Regions from separate parts of the Mus musculus genome. Here region 1 is linked to region 2. A link is a loop called in an ENCODE intact Hi-C map of the cell type or tissue named here. Cell type or tissue: left cerebral cortex. All regions are shown on one strand.

What was found. Hi-C counts contacts between places; a loop is a spot of excess contacts. Peaks named below come from ENCODE experiments on the same cell type or tissue, not always from the same donor. Only the 100,000 strongest peaks of a DNase experiment are listed, where the experiment ranks them.
Region 1: a loop joins it to region 2, with 4 times the contacts of the local background. A loop is called at or near these places in 2 of 42 quality-filtered maps.

What each region holds. Positions count from the first base shown.
Region 1 is chr15:42,813,979-42,816,478 of GRCm38, reverse strand. No RefSeq gene overlaps it. Among named protein-coding and RNA genes, the nearest start is that of Gm41314, 110 kb to the right of the region's middle. In left cerebral cortex, no CTCF peak of the experiment used is centred here; DNase peaks (open chromatin) are centred at 864 and 1,240.
Region 2 is chr15:42,375,000-42,377,499 of GRCm38, reverse strand. No RefSeq gene overlaps it. Among named protein-coding and RNA genes, the nearest start is that of Gm41313, 290 kb to the left of the region's middle. In left cerebral cortex, no CTCF peak of the experiment used is centred here; DNase peaks (open chromatin) are centred at 610 and 1,053; H3K27ac peaks cover 322 bases.

The sequences.
Region 1 (2,500 bases), 440 kb before region 2:
AAACTTTTATATTCATTAAAAGCTTCAGGCACTATAGCTGAGCTGATATTCAGCTATTCTAACCTGACAAGGCTGGCCTGAACTATTTCCAAACCATGTGGTCCCTTACCTGTCATTTTAGTCTCACTCTGGCACATCTTTCTTCATCCATGTCCCTATATCAGCTTCACTGGTCCCCACTTGAGAATCTTCCTCTCTGAGCCCAGGAATCCTGCCTTTTCCTCTCCTGCCTAGCTATGAGTTGTTTAGTTCTTTATCCAATCAGAAGGAGAACAACATTTTACAAAATATTGAGAAAAGAAACACATCATACTCACAATATGAATGTCCTGATTGCAACCAAATCTCTGGGTACAGAAGTCAGGATTTGAATATACTGTGCACAAAACATCCTCCAACATATGCTTGGGGAAGTTAGTTAAAATTTATTAACCTTAATTTTTAATTATAAAATAGCAATTGTGATATCAGTTACCTCATAGGATGGTTGCATTTTGGAATGGAAAATTGTGCAGAGTTCTTTGCATATAATTTATCAATATCAGTGATCATTATCACTGTGCTGCACTTTGTCAGACAGAGGGTGTGGTAGATATCACAGATCTGTGATGACTTCACCATAGTGTATTAGATTGCAAGTATTTTTAAGGACATTTTTCTAGAAAGCATCAATGCAGAGCCTAGGTGACTGTGTAGTTACAAAGCTCACATACATTACTCATGTTTCTTTTTGAGATAAACAATAACTCTAAGATCTAAATAGTTACTACCTTCTAAGTTAAGAAATCCTACAAATTGCAAAGTATCAAGGCAAAGACCTGGGGCATCTGCTCAAAGCATCTAAATCCGTGATTCCATGCTTTTTTCTGCTTATAATATTGTCTTCAGTTGTAGGTTCTGAGACTGGTTTGGTACTGAATAACATTGTAAATTGTAACTACTGTGTTTTACTCTAGAAGCATGTCTGTTTTAATCGTATAAGAAGGAATCAAGGGCTGTACATATGCCCATAACTGAAATGTCTCTATGTCCTAAAGCATGAATTAGAAAGATTAAGAATACCACAAAAATAATATATAGTGCAGCAGGTGTTTGATTTATTCCTCTATAAAATTCAGTAGGATTAAAGAGTCATCCAGCAAAAGCATTGTCAAAAATAATTATAACACCTGACTCGAGAGAAACATTTTTCAGACCCAGTTCCATCTGGTAGAAGTTTTCTTGGCAGCTTTCTCTCATCACAAAAAAGGTGTTAGGAGAGAAAGATTTTTCTCTGAGCAGCCAAGTTGTACTGAAATTCCCAGAGCGAGGGGCAGGGGAGTGAGTGTGTCTAAGCATTTTTAGATGTTAAGAAGTAGCTGGAATATTTGTACTGACCATATAGAGTCTCTGTCCATCATTTCTGTCCTATAAGTTGAACCCTTCATGGAAGTATGAATAATAAAATATTGTATATATTTAAGTTTCATTAATGCTTTCCTACTATAATTAGAGTTAAAATGATGTTTCTTGCCTTAATTATTCAGACATAGCCATTCTTCCTAAACCACTTCCAGTGACTACAACTGGTCAGTGTAATTCACTCAAATTTGAAATCCATTTTCAAATAAGTACATTGAAATAAAAGTTTGTCCAGTCAAGAATCTTCCTTGGAAGCTGTGACATACTGTTGGAAAAGTTCCCATTTATTATACAGATTTCAAAAATTCCTCTGTGAGCGTCAACTCCAAAAGTTGGTGTTAACTCACTACAAAGAGTAATAGAAGCCCAAAATATTCGTGAAAATATTTGCTAAACAAATGAATGGTATTTATAGCATTTGCCTATAGATGGAACTATAAGGACTTAAATTTTAATCAGTCACTGTGTCATTTATTTACTGCAAAAAACCTCAATATTTGTCAGGTCTCAATCACTTCTCTCTTAGTACTCAGAACTTCTGAAAAACTCCTGCTTGTTCCCTGTTCAGATCTCTTAGTGTTAATTCACCTCTGGTCCAGGGATGAGCATAGACTAAAGCCTACCTACCCAGAGCAGGTTTTTCTCTTTGGCCAGAGAAACCACTTCAAGAATGGGTTGGTTACTCATGGAAAGCAAGGGAAGATGTTACTGAGAGTCTCAATTGAGTAAAGGACGTTTAACTACTGGTTTTAGGAGAATGTAGCCTTTTAGTCTTATGAGTTCAGGTGGAAACATATTCTCAACAAATGTAGTCAGGGAAGTGTGCCAGTATGTAAATGAATGAAGCTAAGGATGATCAAAAGCTGAGTATTAGTGGTCTCACTGGACACCTCCCACCAGCAAAGTGCTATGGACATTAGTATTTTTGTAAAATTGACAAAGATGTTTCAAGAAAAATTTCCAAAGATTGCATAGAATAAAAGACAATATGAGTTGTCAAATACAGTATAGTATAAAATATGATGATATATGAAAATGGGAATGCTTTAGAAGGTCAGAATAGAAATTCAGAAGGCAGTGGTGACGAATTTTCATTAAC
Region 2 (2,500 bases):
AATAGAACATACAGAATGTTAATCATTTTGTTAGAAATTTTCAGTTTTTAAAGTATTCAGTATAATACGTACTTTGTTTCATAATTGGCAAAATAAGGTCCAAGATTTCACTATAAAATATTTTATGCACACATTGTGTATAGAGTCCAACACAGTATAATTTGTTTTGTTCTCTCTATACCCTTGATAGGAGTTTTTTTAAATCTCCATCTTAACCAGCACCCACAAGTTACCTTTTGTTAACTCTAACAATATGGAGAACTCAGGTACAAGATAAAGAAGACTGTGAAACAAATCTACTGAGAATCAAATAGGACTGGGGTTGGGGTGGGGTGGTAAAGGAGGACTTGGTGAATGACTAACATAGGTGACTAATGACCAAAAGAAACGAACTCAATAGCACTCCTAAAATTACACCCACAGGTTAATTCCTTTCTAAATCTTTTTTTTTTTCTTTTTACTAACCACTCAACCAAATTTAGGCTTGCTTCCACATACAACAAAAGCTTCCCTCTTTGCTCCACACGCAGTCAGTTGGTTATCTTTCATCTTCAGCAGAATGAGTTATTTGTCAAAACAACATAGTTACTGTAGTGAGATGGCCATAGGGTTAGGCTAGCACAGAGAGCGTTTGTGACGAATAGACTTACTTTGTTCCTATCTATTGTATAACCAAAATTCATGACCAAGGCCTCAAGTTTAAATTTCGACATCTAAGCAAAAATTTCAGAGAGGGTTTTCTTTATCTATTTTATTCTGATTTTAATTGCTCTTGCTACATTTTAAGGGAAAGTATGCAGACCTTTAAGTAGTCAAAGGCTCCAGATTTTCAGTGCTCCTTTCAGTATAGGAAGCTTAGTTCTGAACTGAAAGTAGACCTTGAACTCACAAGATCTGAAACAGCAATTTCATATCTATATGATGGGGGGTTGGAATCTTAAAGCTAAAAGCCCCAACTTACCAATAGGAAAACAGTGACAATCTCGACTAACATTTTTACTAGGAAAAACATATGCCACACATATGTGATAAAGTTTCAACCAAATGACAAAGTTGTTACTTTTGGCACTCTCTCCCACAATGACTTATTCTCAGCCAGTTGTCATGGAAAAAGAAATATTTCTGGACTGCCTATTCTGCAGAGAAATTTTCTAACTATACAGAAGAGTTGAATCTATTAAATTTGCTTACACTTAAAATAAGAGAAAGTCATTGGCAGAGTTAAATCTTAGCACACATTGTAAGATGAAGACACTGGTGAACAGAGAATGAACACAGTGTCCAACAGAAGTCTTTGAAAGAAGCAGGTATGAGCTGCGAGGTTCCAGGTGATGAGCAGAAGTTTGAGAGAAGCAGCATGAAAATAGTGATGCTCTAGAAAGCCAATTGCACTAGGATCTGGAAATCATGCTGAGAGTAGCTTGTTTTAGACTATTAGAAAATAAAGTTGTCAAATAATTTGGGGTATACTAATGGCACAACACCAGAGAGGAAGACTGAGCTCAGAGGAGTCACTCACTAGCCAGATGGTGGAAATGACAATTGCATATAGCCGAAAGCTCTTAAAGTCTCTAAAAGTGTGGAAAAGTATTATACTTGTTGAAGACAATGAGTATGAAATCTCAACATGAAAAGAGAAAGCCTATGATATCTCTCTTACAGTCTTCTCTCTACTCTTCTTTCTCAGCATAAGAGACTCTACTTCAGGAGGCAGGGGCATTGTTGAACTTTTAGGCCCATAGATGGAAGCTGATTGGTGAATTCCAGAGTACCAGGAGCTCTGGAGATACCATTCCACAATTCTCTAAGATGACTCAAAAGACACAATGTAGACTCTGACTTAGACTTTGTTATGGAAAAGGGATATAAAACAAACCCACAAAAAGCAAAAGCAAAGGATGAGGTCCAGAGAAAGCTGTGGGTAAGCGTCTGAGCTTTCTTCTCCAGCAGAGTCATTGGGAAGCACTAAAGGGCTGTGCCTCCTCTCTGGAAAAGTCCACCTGGAACTTTCAGGAGAGGCTGCATTCGATAACCACAGAGTAATTGCTTCCTCTAAGATTGGGAATTAAAATAAGTATTCCATTGTTGTCATTTTATTAAAAATTCTACTCAGGTTTCTAGATCAGGCAACTGGATAAGAACAGCAAATAAAAATGCCCAAATCAAAAGGGAAAAATGTATCCTTATCTTCACAAAGAACATGATAAAGTTAGAAAGATCCACTGTAACTATTTTATATTAACAGTTTTCTGCTACTGTAACAAAATACCCAAGCCTGAGAAATCACCAGGCAAAGAAGTTCATTTTGCTAGTAGTTTTAGAGGCTGAAATTCTATTGATTTGTTCACTTGGAGAAGATCCACAGTGGATGGCCTCAAAATGGTGAGAGAATGTGAGGGAGGAAGAGACATGGTTTCTTGTCACATGACACAACATGAAGTATGTGTGTGTGTCTGTGTGTTTGTGAGGGAAGGAGACAGGTGTAACAGCGTGCTACAGG